2 separate regions of the Homo sapiens genome follow, and region 1 is linked to region 2. A link is a loop called in an ENCODE intact Hi-C map of the cell type or tissue named here. Cell type or tissue: PC-9. All regions are shown on one strand. Region 1 overlaps SFMBT1 (Scm like with four mbt domains 1). Region 2 overlaps SFMBT1 (Scm like with four mbt domains 1).

What was found. Peaks named below come from ENCODE experiments on the same cell type or tissue, not always from the same donor. Only the 100,000 strongest peaks of a DNase experiment are listed, where the experiment ranks them.
Region 1: a loop joins it to region 2, with 2.2 times the contacts of the local background. A loop is called at or near these places in 17 of 110 quality-filtered maps.

Annotation. Positions count from the first base shown.
Region 1 is chr3:52,931,229-52,939,228 of GRCh38, reverse strand. SFMBT1 (Scm like with four mbt domains 1) reads left to right here. Exons shown (of 21, transcript NM_016329.4): 5 at 4,328-4,416; 6 at 6,921-7,167. Among named protein-coding and RNA genes, the nearest start is that of STIMATE-MUSTN1, 38 kb to the right of the region's middle. RefSeq lists a silencer at 4,202-4,496 and an enhancer at 5,601-5,770. In PC-9, a CTCF peak has its summit at 4,415; no DNase peak of the experiment used is centred here.
Region 2 is chr3:53,036,726-53,044,725 of GRCh38, reverse strand. The region is part of intron 1 of SFMBT1 (Scm like with four mbt domains 1); the gene reads left to right. Among named protein-coding and RNA genes, the nearest start is that of SFMBT1, 5.3 kb to the left of the region's middle. RefSeq lists an enhancer at 7,651-7,820. In PC-9, no CTCF peak of the experiment used is centred here; DNase peaks (open chromatin) are centred at 4,015 and 4,245; H3K4me3 peaks cover 1,087 bases; H3K27ac peaks cover 828 bases.

The DNA of each region.
Region 1 (8,000 bases), 110 kb after region 2:
TACTATGTATGTAGGAAAATCAAATGAGGGCAGCTACATCAAAATTGTTCTAATGAAAGTATTGAACTTTAAAGCAAAAAATAATACCACGGCTATTTAGGAGAAAGACCAAGTTTCTTATAGAGGAAAGAAAACAAGATTTTCATCAGAGTTATTAACAATGGTTTATGTCAAAAGACAATGGAATGTAATGTACTTAAGAAATGTAATGAAAGAGAAAATATGAGACAGGGATTTTATATCTAGCCAAACTGAACTTCAGATCTAAAGGCTATATGCAAACTGTTACGAACAGGTAAGAACTAAGTAATATTGTTCCCATGAGCCCTTCCTAAGGCGTCCACTAGGGAATGAGCTTCAGCTGAGCAAATTAATGAGGTAACATTAGCATGGGAAATGGTAGTGAAACATTAAATATATGTATAGCTATAGAACTTAAACTAAATGATGGTTGTAAGGGAGACACTGTGGTATATAATAGCTGTATGCTCTGAAAATGTAGTTACATTATTACTATAAAAAATATGGGACAAGAATGGGGAAAACGTGAATAGTTGTATAAGCCCACTAATTGTCTTAAAAAAAAAAACAGCTTTATTGCCATGTAATATAACTATTTAAATGTTAACTGGGAGTAAAAGGATAGTACCTGAAATGAGATGCTGAAGGAGAGAAAACGAAGGGCTTATAGCTAACTTCAGTATTGTTTATAGAAACAACAACAACAAAATAGAAAGTAGTCCAAAAATAGAGAGGACTAAAAGTGTTATATAAAGGTAATCCGTAGAACAAAAATAAGAACCTTTCTATATGACGAAAGAGACTTAGAAAGAGAAACTATATGTGTAAACGGGATAGATCACATAGTAAAAAAAACTACATATACACGAAGTATATAACATTTAACAATATGAAATTTAGGCCATGCATATTAATAATATCAATAAGTGTTACTGGGCATACTCTTTTATTAGAAGTAAACAAATAAATTCAGATTGCCTCATAAAGCAAAATCCACTCTTGTCCTCTGTATAGGAGACATACCTAAGCAGAGAGACTACGAAAAAGTAAAAATAAAAGGACAAAGATGTACAGGCAACTGCCAGTAGAAAAGAAACCAGCTGTCAGTCTTGATAGCTGACAAAGGATACTTTGTAAGAAAAGCAGCTATAGACAGCAATAAAAAGGAGGAGGGTCTGCATACAACCAAGGAGTGGGCTCAGGATATGTTATTGTATGAAAAAAAGAAAAATGTGTACAGACTTGAGGAGGAGGAGAGCTCAAGGATATGATGATACAAATGTGTGTGTGTGAACTTATTTTTTTCAAAATAAAAGAGTAAATCGTTGGCCAGGCGCAGTGGCTCACTCCTGTAATCCCAGCACTTTGGGAGGCCGAGGCGGGTGGATCACGAGGTTAGGAGATCAAGACCATCCTGGCCAACATGGTGAAACCCCATCTCTACGAAAAATACAAAAATTAGCCAACCGTAGTGGTGTGTGCCAGTAATCCCAGCTACTCAGGAGGCTGAGGTAGAAGAACCACTTGGACCCGGGAGGCGGAGGTTGCCGTGAGCTGAGATCGTGCCACTGCACTCCAGCCTGGGCAACAGAGCAAGACTCCGTCTCAAAAAAAAAAAAGAATGAATCATTTAGAAAAAAGTTACCTATGGGGAAAGAAGGGAAAAGAATGAAGGAGGTAGGAATAGAAGCTAAATTTTATGAATGTACCTTATTTTATTTTGTAGATTTGACTTTTGAACCTTGTAAATATTTTATGCAACTAGAAAGCAAAATTAAATGTTTAGAAAGCAATTCCTAAAAATCAAGGAAACCTAACTGTATATGGAGCTTATGGGATAACCACACAAAGAGGAGCTATTTCAGTGACTTAAAAATACAGTAAAATATGAAAGTATGTCCCCAGTTAGGGTTATATATTCTAAGGACAACAATAACAAAAAAAAATGCAAAGAAAAAATCTTAACCTATTTTTAGTAATCCTACTGTTGGTGGTAGACTTAATGTTGTTACTTTGAAATAGTTGTTTGTATATGGTAGGCAAAAGCAAATAAAGAATGAAATGTGTGGCCGGGCGTGGTGGCTCACCCCTGTAATCCCAGCACTTTGGGAGGCTGAGGCAGGCGGATCACAAGGTCAGGAGATCGAGACCATCCTGGCTAACATGGTGAAACCCCGTCTCTGCTAAAAATACAAACAATTAGCCAAGCATGGTGGCGGGCGCCTGTAGTCCCAGCTACTCAGGAGGCTGAGGCAGGAGAATGGCGTGAACCTGGGACAGAGCAAGACTCTGTCTCAAAAAAAAAAAAAAAAAAGAAATGTGTAATTGAGAACTAGGATTTTCAGCGTTATAGAAAGGAAATAGAGCTTAGATGGATGAGTTAAATGAAAGCACTATCTTTCTGAATTTGTATTGGAAGTATTGTGATGTAAGAAGAAGAAGAAATGCATTAACTCTAGACACTGAAAAGGCCGAGAAACACTAACCCAGTGACAATGAGCATGCCCAGGTCTCTAAATACCATTTCCATGGAAATAAACTGGGGCTTCTTGCAGAAGTAGCTGAGTCCTGCACTAGGTCAGGCAATTTCCTAGATGATCCTGGAACATCTTGTCATACCAAAAAGCAAAAAAGTTATCAGTGGCTCTTTACTAGTGTCATGCCAAAAGGTCTCAGGAGCCAACCTGAAGAGACTGCCTCTGGTTGAAGATAGAGTGTCGTAAGGACAACAGCTGTAATGGCTTGAAATGTATTTGTTTTAATGTATGACTTCATAGTGAAATTTTGAAACAAAACCCTCATTAGCCACTCTTGGAAGATGCCTGCCAATCAACTGTTTATTTTAAAGGGTGGTAAATATAGAGAAAGAGTAAAGACAATCAAGTATATGTTCAAAGAAAGCCTTCTTTCTATGAAATCTACCTCAGCATAATCAAATAGTTGATGTAGAGAAATTTTTCTTTATGGAAGTTCTTTGGTTAGTAAATGAAGAAGGAATAATACAATTAGAATATCACCATTGAGCCCGTAATGAATCAGTGCATCTATGTAGTAACCGTTAAAAGCTGCTAATGTCACAAAGGGAGAGACAGCCAGACCATATGTGCCTCTTCATGCTCTTGAGGGAAGGGTATAACTTATTCCACTTGTGAAGTATTCTTTCACCCTCACCACCCCGCAAAGTCTAACCTGAATTTGATCAAGCTTCTAGCTCTAAATACTGATTTATGGCAAATACAGGGAACAGTAGAACAACTGGTCACCACAGGGACGTAACCAATGAAATCAGACTCTAAAAAACTCCATAGAGAACAAAGGCCAGGTCTCAATAAATGTGGAGTAAAAAAAGAGAGAGTAGGGACACGGGAGGGGAGGAAGGAGAAGAAACCTACTGATGAAAAGAAATCAAGGAGACATTTGCAATGCGTGCGTCTCACTTGGGTCCTGATGTAATCAAACAAATTGACAAAACTGTTTATGAGACAATTGGGGAAGTTTGAACATAGACTGGATATTTGATATTAAGGAATTATTGTTAATTTTTTAAAGGTATGATGTTGTTATTGTGGTTTTGTAAGAAAATATTTTCTTTTAGAAATATGTACTAAAATATATATATGGATGAAATTATATGCTATCTGGAATTGTCTTCTAACTGATCCTTGGTTGGGCATGGGTGGAGTGTGAGGGTATAAGCCAGGCATTGGCAAATTATCTGTAAAGGGCAAGATAGTAAATATTTTAGGCTTTACTAGTCATACAATCTCTGTCAAAGCTGCTAAAACCCTACCTTTGTAGTGTGAAAGCAGCCACAGACAATATGTAAACAAATGGGTATGGCCATGTTCCAGTAAAACTTTATTAACAAAAACAGACAGCAGGCTGGATTAAGCCCTCGAGTTGTAGCTTGTAAATCCTGGTTTAGATGAAACAGATTGGCCATGAGGTGACAGTTGTTGACGCCAGGGCACTTAGGATTCATTAGATCATTTTTCTTTTTGTATGTTTGAAAGTTTCCATCATAAAAAATAAAGTAAGGTACCTTCTGGGTAAAATTATAGGAATAGGTAGTTGGGACTATTCTCTTTGTTTTGTATACAACTCTTAATAAACTAACCAGAAAGTAGCTCCATCTAGAGAAGCATTTTTGGTTTTATTTTGTTTTATCTTTTCAAGCTCTCAAGCAGTATGTTGGACTCTTAGATCTTAAAATGTGAAATACCTTTAAACCATCTCCACTGATTTCGGTTTCTCTGCATTCTGTGGCTGGCATTTTGAGTAATCAGTCATTTATTCCCTCATCTAGGCATCAGAGATAAAGTATCTGACTGGGATGAGTTTCTGCGGCAGACCCTGATAGGAGCATGTAGTCCTCCTGTTCCGCTGCTAGAGGGCGTGAGTATTACTACATGCCACATCAGCATGGAAAACCCATCTGATCTTTCAAAGAATCTTAAAATCGGTTGCTTATTTACCACTCTGAAGAAAATAAACGTTATTATTAGAGACATAGGCATAGGTATTGGGAAGTTTAAACTTACCCTCAGAGGTTGCAAACTGGTGGCTTGCTTAGTGCCTAAATATTTTCTGAATTAGTTGCTAACACATAAAAAATCTAATTTCCCAGATTCTTTTATACAGTTGGAAAATAGGACCTTCTGAGGGCTTTCACTCTGAAACTGAGCAGAGGTCGATTCTGCTTGAGGGTGGACATTTGTAACTCCCACACCAGGTGACTTGGAGTCCCCCCAACCCACCCTTTTTTTTTTTTTTTTTTGCTTGGAACACATTGGATCTATTGCACTTCTGCCTTCCACCTGCTTTTCAGCAGTCCTTTTAAATTAGTGTGGCCTTTAAGCTTGTTAGTGAATATAGATCTCTTGATTTTGTGAAATGGATTTATTGGTTATGACATTTCTAAGTTATATCTTGTCACTTTCTGTCATACTGGTAAAATTATTTGTGGCATATGTGAAATGCAATGTATGAAGGTTCCCATCCCTCTACTTCCTTGCCAACACTTGTTATCTTTTTTATTATAGCTGACTAAGTGGGTATGAAGTGGCATCTCATTTTGATTTACATTTCTGTAATGACTGTTGATGTTGAGTATGTTTTTTTGTGCTTATGGGCCATTTCTGTATCCTTTTTGGAGACATTTCTTTGCCCATTTTTAAATTGGGTTGTCTTTTTATTATTGAGTTGAATGTATTATGCATTCAAAATATACATGCATTTCAAAATATTGAAAATATGTTTTCCCATTCTATGGTTTGTCTTTTTATTGTTTGCAGCGTAAACATTTTTTATTTTGATATAATCCAGATTATCTTTTTTTCTTTTGTTGCTTGTGCTTTTGGTATCATATCTAAGAAGGCTTTGCTTAACCCAAGGTCAAGAAGATTTACTCCTGTATTTTCTAAGAGTTTTATGGTTACATTTACTTCTGTCATCCATTCACATTCCCTTTTAAATTTTGATTGGTGAATACTCTATTTCAAACTGGTTTTTATTTTTTATACTCTGACTCATTTATTTATGCTTAGCCAGGGCCTTATACATACTAAAAACTCAGTAACATTTTAATGAATGGATGAATTGATAAACTATTCTACTCTTTTTTGACCATGACTCTGCCATGCTGACTTTTAGCTCTAAATCTTTTCCTCCACTTTTTCATATGTCCCTTTGCATATCTGGATATGTAAGTGTCACAGAGCAGTTTTTACTAGGAAAAAAATGTAAGGTTGTGTATTAGAAATGATTAAGTGATAACTTGATAATGAATTTCTTTTCTTTATTGTAGTTTTTAATATACTTCTAGATAGTGAGAGTTAAACTTTTCCTTTCCATCACTGTAATCAAAAGCTTTTACTCTGTTCATTTGAACATTGTTGTGACATCAATAAAAAACCAGAAACAACTGAAATACTATCTGTAGGTAACTGGATAAATTATTGCCCATTTACAATGTAAAATATCATAAAATACTATAAAACATGAGGAAGAGTTATATGTGCTATTATAGAAAGATACCTATGATGTACTAAATGAAGAACAAATTAAGAAACAGTATACAGTGTTTCCATTTTTCAAAAAATAGGAACAGACAGACTGGCAGAGGTGGATATTGACTTGTATGGAGAAAAAGAGTGTATGCCAAAGTGTTTCTTGTGGTTCTTTCTTTGAGGTGGGATTACAGGTGACTTTGACTTTGACTTTTGTTTGATTTTTTCTCTTTAATGATGATGATGGTATTTTGATATTTGCTTTTTTTAAATTTTTAAATTTTTTATAAAGACAGAATCTTGCTCTGTTGCCTAGGCTAGAGTGCAGTGGCATGATCTTGGCTCACCATAACCTCTGCCTCCTGGGTTCAAGTGATTCTTCTGCCTCAGCCTCTCAAGTAGCTGGGACTACAGGTGCCTACCACCATGCCCGACTAATTTTTGTATTTTTAGTAGAGACGGGGTTTCACCATGTTGGCCACACTGGTCTCGAACTCCTGACCTCAAGTGATCTGCCCACCTCAGCTTCCCAAAGTACTGGGATTACAGGTGTGAGCCACCATGCCTGGACCATATTTGTTTTATAATAGATGAGGAATGATGATATTTTAAAAATTCTTACTAAATGAAACTACATAACATAGTCCTAGAGATAGAGATGTGTTAGAGTAATTTTACTGCATTATAGGTAGATTTTCTTTAAGATAAACATTTTCATATCTCCTAGAAATAATACTGTAAGAGGCTTGTATGATGATAGACAATTTAGTGTCACTGGCTTTTGAATGGGTAAAAAATACAAAGGCTGGTTTGAGATCATTTATAAGTTGGCTTTTCAAAAATATTATGTTAATTTCTCTTACTGGGTTGTTTTACTTTTTAATCCTACAGCTCCGTAATGGGAGGAATCCTTTAGATCTCATTGCTCCAGGATCCAGACTAGAATGTCAAGCTTTCCAGGACTCTTTAAGCACTTGGATTGTTACTGTAGTAGAAAACATTGGAGGAAGGCTGAAGCTACGTTATGAAGGACTTGAAAGTTCTGACAATTATGAACATTGGTTGTATTACTTGGATCCATTTCTTCATCACGTTGGTTGGGCTGCTCAACAGGGATATGAGCTTCAGCCCCCTTCAGGTGAAGAGTAATAGGACATTTTTCTTCTGTGACATTAACATGCTATGTTATTAATATCTATGAGGCTGAAAAAATATATTCTGCATATTATGAAAACCTTTGTTAGTTCTCATAATAGAGCTATTACAAAACAGTTTATATGGAGTTGTTAAATTAAGTGCCTATTTTTCTTTTTTGTTGTTGTTCTGCTTTTGGTTTTTGTTTTGTTTTGTTTTGTTTTTTGAGACAGAGTCTTGCTCTGTTACCCAGGCTGGAGTGCAGTGTCATGATCTCAGCTCACTGCAACCTCCGCCTCCCGGGTTCAAGCGATTCTTGTGCCTCAGCCTCCCCAGTAGCTAGGATTACAGGCACATGCCACCACACCCGGCTAATTTTTGTATTTGTAGTAGAGATGGGGTTTCACCATGTTGGCCAGTCTGGTCTCGAGCTCTTGACCTCAAGTGATCCGCCCACCTCAGCCTCCCGTAATGCTGGGATTACAGGCGTGAGACACCGTACCTGGCCAAGTGCCTACTTTTCTTTTCTTTTTATTGCTTTTATAATTTACCACACATATTGATATACCTCATAGACTACTGTGCCAACCCATACTGACCCTTGACCAAGATAAAATAAAAAATTATCTAGGGAGCATTTAGCTAGGTACATAGAAAATTGGGTCACAGCAAATTGTTGATTAAAAGAAATACCAATAATATTGGTATTTCTAGAGTTACTGTTTAAATCAATTTGCATTTATTATTATGTGCCCCAATTTGGATGTTATATTACAATTTTATGGATTACAACAATCATTATGATCTTACTGTAGGTATTTTCATAGAGCCAAGCTG
Region 2 (8,000 bases):
AACCATCAAAGAGATTCGAAAGGAAGTAAGATGGATTTTGTCAATCCCTGCGTATGTCTTCTCTTGAACCACATTTTCTAAGATGTCATTCTTAATTTTATTGCATCTGGGTAAAATGCCTGAACGTGTAATCATTAATTTGTCAACTGGCGAGAGGATGAAGGAAGATGTGTCTTCATGTGTACACTTTGAGGCCTGTTGACTAGCGTTTTGAGGCATTTGTTGAATTAGGCCGTAGGTAGATTCGGAGTTAAGATTTGTTTGCGATGTCAGAAAAGTTACGGCCTGGTAGAAACGGCCAGAGATCAGGAAACAGTTCTGTTATTACCGTTGTCATTGACTAACTGCCTTATCTTGGGCACATTTCTTACCCATTGTAGCTTTGATTTTCCTTATTTGCAACATTAAGATAAACAGATGATGTTTGGGGGTGCTTTCAGTTCGAAAATTCGGTGGCTTTCTTAACTGAAAGATTCTTAGAAATCACAGTGTATATTTTGAGAGGTACTACATAAAAGTGCTCGCAATGTGTGTCTTTATTAAAATTCATTTGGAAAAAACATCTTGGTAGCTAGATCCAGAATGGTTTTATATGATTATTTGAATAGATTTTTAACAATGTATTTTTATGGAGGTATGTATAACCTACCGAAAGATCTTAAGGGTACAATTCAATGACTTTTTATATATGTATATGCCCTGATAACCACACTCAGATCAAGATATGGAACATTTTCAGGCCTTGTATCCTTTCCATTCAGTAAACACATTCCCCCTCCCCAAGGCAACCACAATTCTGACTTCTGTCACCACAGATGAGTTTTGCCTCAAAACAGGACCCTTTTGAGGGTTAAAGGGGCAATACTAACAAACTGAGGATAGCTTGTATGTAAACTTGGAGTTATGGCCGTGTTGGCCATGACCCTTTGCTTTTATAATGATTCTTAGGGTTTTTGTAATCCAGAATAACTTAAAATTCTGTCCTGAGGAACTTCTTAGAAGGTCACTTTTCAGTGGGGGCAATACTTTGCAGGTTACGATTGGTAGTTCTTGGGAGTCCTTATGTTCACAGACAATGGTATTAATCTATGACTTCCCATTTTTAGAATATAGGTACTATATATTTGTAGACAACAGATTTGAAGAATGAATCATGAATTTTCCTAACAAGTTAGAGTTTAAGGTGTCAGTAGATGAATCAGTTTCTTAATGCCTAGAATTTGCTGAGAAAATTGAATGAAAATTGGTTTCTTAAAGTTAAGTGAATTAAGAATGTGTGCGTAAAGCTTTAACAACCTTTTCAATGACAGCAGTTGACTTATATATACAGGATAGTCAGCTGGTTTATCAAATCATTTAAAGTGCAACAATGAAAGCAAAAACAAAAGGTTAACTAAAAATTATGTCAGGTGTGATTAAAAAAATCAGCATGACTAAGATACCTTTTTTTTTTTATTAACCCTCTTTCTAGGAAGGTGGACTTTTAAATATTCTCCACTGAAGCAAATGCTGCAACAATTTGCATTTCCTTCACCAATGTCGTCTTGTGCCTTTTCTTGTTCCTACTGTAAAGGAGATGGGTTAGATGTTGTAAGTGAATTCTTATTTTGTTAGTTCCTAACAAAGGCTTGTGTTTTTTACTGCAAAGATATCTGTGTGATAAAAGTTGGGAATGTTCTAAGGCCTGTGGTGTAGGGATCCATGGGGAATAGTCCACAAAGTTAAAAGGTTTTCTTTTGTGAAATGATTTCGCTGAATAATTCTGTCTTTCCCGTGTTAAGCTAGCCAGCCAACTGACTGACCAGCAACTAAGCTGGATTTGGTCACTCCACCCAAGATTCACAGCCTCATTAGCCAAGAGAGTAATTGATGACTTAGCTATTATTGATACATTGTTTCTTTTTGTGGCTCTTTTTAAATTTCTTGACTTTTATGTGATCAGATTGTTTAATTTAAAATCTATTACATTTTTAAGAGAAGCAACTAAAGAGATACACGAGAAACAAAATACACAATGAAAGGGAATTTCCTTTTTTTGCTGTTTTGTTGTAAACTCAGATTTTTCCTTTTAAAAATGATTGCTGGCTAGGCACAGTGGCTCACGCCTATAATCCCAGCACTTTGGGAGGCTAGGCAAGAGGATCGCTTGAGACCAGGAGTTCGAGGCCAGCCTGGATGAAAGAAAAGGGAGACCCTGTGTCTCCAAAAAAATAAAAAAATTAGCCAGGCGCGGTGGTGGGCACCTATAGTCCCAGCTCTTCAGGAGGCTGAGGTGGGAGGATCCTTTGAGCCCAGGAGTTCGAGGCTGCAGTGAGCTATGATTGCACTGCTGCACTCCAGCCTGGGTAACAGAGTGACACTGTCTCAAAAAACAAACCAACCAACCCAGTATGATTTGCCTATCCATAATCTTCCTGCTTCTGTAGTATACTTTTGCTTTCACAGTGATACCTAGACTGGGTTTAGCTGTGGAATGGTGGTGTAGCAGCAGGTATCATTTAACTCTAAAGTCTGTAGAAAAGATGAACTATACAAACTTCATTGGCTTTTTATTTTGGCGTCATGTTATGTTCACATTAAGTAAATAGATACAGTCCAAAAACCAAAAGGCCATTATTTAGGCAGACATTTTACATCTTTAATATTTTTAATGTTACATTTTTTCTCTTATAATTTTCCAAAATTTTGCTTTCTTGGATTATTTGGCTTATAACCAATATTTTGGAATAACATAAAATAAAAGAACTTGTAATGAGTAAATGATACAACTTCCTTATGGCAGAGTATTTTTCTTTTAGTATATAGCATTCGTTACCTAACTGGGATATTTTGTATTTGAAAATAATATTTCTGTATATACATAGTTATTAAATGGGATAAAAGTGTGTGGGGATTTTGGTTACTTGCGAGATTTTAAACCATTAGAGTTTGGGGAGTGGGATTTTGATAGGAGTCTCCCATTCTTCAGGGGATACTAACCTCATTGGAAAAGAATTTTTTTTTTTTTTTTTTTTTTTTTTTTTTTTTGAGACAGACTTTTACTCTTGTTGCCCAGGCTGGAGTGCAATGGCACGATCATGGCTCACTGCAACCTCTGCCTCCTGGGTTCAAGCAATTCTCCTGCCTCAGCCTCCCAAGTAGCTGGGATTATGGGCATGCACCACCATTCCTGGCTAATTTTGGTATTTTTAGTAAAGATGGGGTTTCACCATGTTGGTCAGGCTAGTCTTGAACTCCTGATCTCAGGTGATCCACCCTCCTTGGCCTCCCAAAGTGCTGGGATTACAGGCATGAGCCCCCGCGCCTCGCGGAAAATGATTTAAAATAGAAAGAATGTGGTCAGGTTGTTGCAGATTCATGTTTAAACTTTTCAAAAGGGGGAGGAAGGATAAGAACACTGACACATTATTAATAGAAAAATCATATGACTTCACTGCATAAGTCTTAATGATTTGATTGTAAACCTTTTCCTCTAACTCAGAGACACCTGAAAACGTGTATGTAATTATTCTTTCTTTTATTCAAGAGGATGTTTATAACCTTATTTAGTTCTCTTTTGTCTTCAGGCAGTCACTCAAGGAATTTATTTAAAAACAAAAAATAGGCCGGGCGCAGTGACTTACACCTGTAATCCCAGCATTTTGGGAGACCAAGGCAGGCAGATCTCTGGAGTCCAGGAGTTTGATACCAGCCTGGACAACATAGGGAAGCCCTGTCTCTACAAAAAAAAAAAAAAAAAAAAAAAAAAAAAAAAAAATTCAGGTGTCTTGGTGCATGCCTGTAGTCTCAGCTACTCGGGAGGCTGAGGCAGGTATATCTCTTGAGCCAGGGAGACAGACGTTGCAGTGGGCTGTGATCACACCCCTTCAGCCTGGTGACATAGCGAGACCCTGTCTCAAAAAAATAAATAAAAACAAAAAAAAAAGTAGTCTGTATATTGTGTGTTAAATGATGTGTTAAGTACCTGTTGAACTCTGTGGTTTGAACAGTTGAGTAACTTCAGTGAGCCAAGCATGTCACTATGCAGAGAGAGGCTATAAGGTGATATTTCCAACATGATGCACAGTACTGTGTGCATTGGGTCTTTTTTTTTTTTTTTAACTGGCATACTGGTCTGGTGCATTGGTTCTTTTTTGATGTTTTTGCTTAGTCTAGAGAAAGGTTAATTATTAAACTGATGTGGGGCAGATAGGGTTGTTAAGTGTCAGTATCTGTTTATCTGGGAAACTTGGGTTCTGTCTGAGATGGTATTTGGAGAGGATCTTAGATGAGAGTTGGAAGGTGGTTTGTTGGCAGTTGAAAGTGTGGGACAGTCACACATTTGGAATGACAACATGAGCTGGGATGAGAAATTTAGCAATTACTAAAATGCCTCAGGAGTTTTTCTTGCTGATATTCAATTTAAAGTGTTAGCCAACAAGTACTCAGATTTGAATTCCAAATTATTATTTTTTATACCCTGAAGAGTTTTTAAAAAAGCATTTGAGGTGGCTACTATGGAATATTTGCTCAGTAGTAAGGCTGCCCATGGGCTGCCACTGGTTCTTCATTTCTGTTCACATTAATTTGCTCCCCAGACTAGAGTGCTTTCCTGTCTCTCAGTTTTTTCTAGTGTTCTTTCTTAAGGATCGGTTCTTCTAAAATATGCTTTTTCTGTGTTAAAAATAGTATATGGTAATTTTGAATTGTAACTTTAAGATACCTTTTGGTCTCATTTTGACTTGCGTCATAAAATAACCCTCTTGGAGTGGTTAGATGGTGATCACACCAATGCACTTAGCATATTGCCTGTCTAGAACATAGTGATATATAATGAGGATATAAATTTTTATTATTAAAAATGTTTATATGTAACAAACCTGCGCATCCTGCACATGTATCCTGGAACTTAAATGAAATCAAATAAAAAAAAAGTATACCAAAATTAGCCAGGTGTGGTGGCGGACACCTGTAGTCCCAGCTGCTTGGGAAGCTGAGGCAGGAGAATTGCTTGAACCCAGGAGGTGGGGGTTGCAGTGAGCTGAGATGACATCACTGCACTCCAGCTTGGGCAACAGAGAGAGACTCTGTAAACGTATGGTTGTGGTAAGTTATATACATATAGCATGAATTGTACCATTTTAACCACTTTTACACGTACAGGTCAGTGGCATTAAGTACATTGACATTGTTGTGTAACCATTACCACCATCCATCTCTAGAACTTTTTTAATCTTCCCAGACTGGAACTCTGTACCCATGAAACAGGGATTCCCCAACTCCCCTCCTCCCACCCTAGACAACCACTGTTCTACTTTCTGTCTTTATGATTTTGACTATTCTAGGTACTTCATCTAAGTGGAATCATACAGTATTTATCCTTTTGTGATTGCCTTAATTCACTTAACATAATGTCTTTAAGGTTCATCCATGTTGTAGCATGTGTCAGAATTTTTTTTGAGGAAGTAAATTATTTGAAAGACTTCCACAGCAGGTAAAGTGGAGGTCAGGTCACAGAATACTGTTTGCTAGGATTTGTTTACCTCCCTTGGAAGAACTCCGTATGTGCCCAGCAGAGCCTAGAGAACCAGGTACCTTGTCCTTAGATACAGTTTGGGCACACTTGCTTATTCGAACAAAAGAAACAGAGCAGATTGTGACAGCAGGGTGGAAGACAAGGAGAACATAAAAGCAAAGGTTGCAGGAGTCCAGGGTAACATTGAGTAAGGAGTAAGGCCTTTTGGGTCTCAGGATGCCATCTTACTGTGTGATCACTGACATTCGTGGTGTGGGCCTGTGTCAAAGCATGTCGTCCAGAACAGTTAACCAAAAAAATATGTGTGTTCAGAATTGTAAATAAGCCTTCACCTATCTGAAAGGCATATTCAGTGACTCAATCCCCAGCTGTTCTGGTTAGTTGAGGTTTTGCCATATTTCACTCTTGTTTCTGTATTGATAGAAAACTAGTACGTGTTTAAAAAGGCTTAATGACTTACATAATAATGATACCACCTAATTAATGCTTTGTATTTTAGATTTGCTGTATCACTTTAATTCTGTATTTGTGAAATATAGATGTCCAATCCTGGTTGGAGAGAAAGCAGGTTTGACAGTTAAGGGTAATAGAGAGTTGAGCAGGTATGTACTTTCAGAATGGTTAAAGAGTTATATTTTCCTCCATTATTATTTTTAATGGCTGTATTAATGTAGTAAATGTGGGATGAGTTTCCTAATACTGTTTGTTACCGGGGGGAGGCCATCTCTTAATTACTGTCCTTTCTTCATGGCAAGGATGTTTTTGACTTTCTGGAAACCATTGAAGAATAGACAGTAAATGTCATGAAGCCTGATTTTTATTGTGCGTTGTGTTACTATTCAATTCTTAAGAATGGTTAGTTGTTTCCTAGAGTTAGTAAGGCTTTTCTGAGAAAGTATCAGTTTCTTTGGCATGATGTTGTCTAATAGAGCATAGAGCCACGGTAGTAAAAGTCAATGGTTAGGGGAGGAGATACAGGGTAGGAGACAGTTGTCTAAACTGGAGTGCCTGGGCTCAAGCACTTCTCCTGCCTCAGCCTCCTGAGTAGCTAGGACTACAGGTGCATGCCCCAGCACCTGGCTAATTTTTTAAAACATTTTTTTTTTGAGACAAAGTTTTGCTCTTGTTGCCCAGGCTGGAGTGCAGCGGTGCAATCTTGGCCACCTCCGCCTCCTGGTTTCAAGTGATTCTACTACCTCAGCCTCCCGAGTAGCTGGGATTACAGGTGCCTGCCACCATGCCTGGCTAATTTTTTGTATTTTTTGGTAGAGACAGGGTTTCATCATGTTGGCCAGGCTGGTCTTGAACCCCTGACCTCAGGCGATCCATCCGCCTTGGCCTCCTAAAGTGCTGAGATTACAGGTGTGAGCCACTGCGCCGGGCCTTTAAAACATTTTTTGTAGAGATGGGGTCTCTCAGTGTTGTCCAACCTGGTCTCAAAACTTCTGGCCTCAAGTGATTCTCTAGCCTCAGCTTCCCAAAGTGCTGGGATTACAGGCATGAGCCACTATGCCCAGCCTGGTTTTCATTTTTATCATTGAGCAAAATGAGCAGGGTTGGGTGGTCTAGCTAAAGATAGAAATTTGAGAAACTTCGGGTGTATTATTGTTGTTATAGGTGTTTATGATGGTATTAAAACATCTGAATCCCTTGATCTCTTAATGTAATTAATATTAATTTAATTTTATTTCTCTTTTAATGTTGGCTTTCCAGTCCTCAATCAAGTTATAGTTGCACTTAAAAATACGTAGTTTTCTTTATCGTTAATATGAATAACACCATATGCAAATTGGGAAACAGGCTTAGATCTTCTCCTAGGCATTATCTGTACCCAGTTTTCCTGTAAGTATTCAATTGGGCTCCTCAATCAACAGAGAAGAGCTTCAAATGACTTTCTTTGTTGTCAGGCTCCATTCTCAGGAATGGCTATGACAAGGGAAGCAGAGGGCTGGGTGGTCTCTTCTGGCCTCCCCTTCTAGGGAGAGTCTTCCTTTTCTGCAGCAAGTGCTTGAGGAGGGCTGCATGATCCCGCAGCCAGTCAGGGCGGTAAGACACAACTGCCCTCACCCTAGCTCCTCTCCTAGCCATTGACTTTTACTCCTGTTTTTGGCTTTCTATTGACTTTGTCTGACAGGAGTGCTTTCCGGAATAGTGTGCTGGTGAAATGTTGGGTTCTCTACAGCCTCCTTCAGAGGATTCCCTGTTCTCCCTATGCCTCGTCTTTTATCTCATTGTGACCTTCATTTTCTCCCAGAGTCCCAGCCCCATCAGGCCTGGACCCACTGTCTAATCTTTGAGCTGCTCCCTAGCCAATCCACTTTGTTCTTTCCCTCTTTCCCTTCTGTGGCCCCGTAAGCCACCTGCAGCCTTCCAGCCAGTGCCTCTCTCTGCTCCTGGATATAGACTACCTTGGAGGAGAATTCAGGTTCTCCAGAAAGACCTGTCTTGAGGCAGACCTTTCTGTCTTTGCCTTCTGTAACCTTTT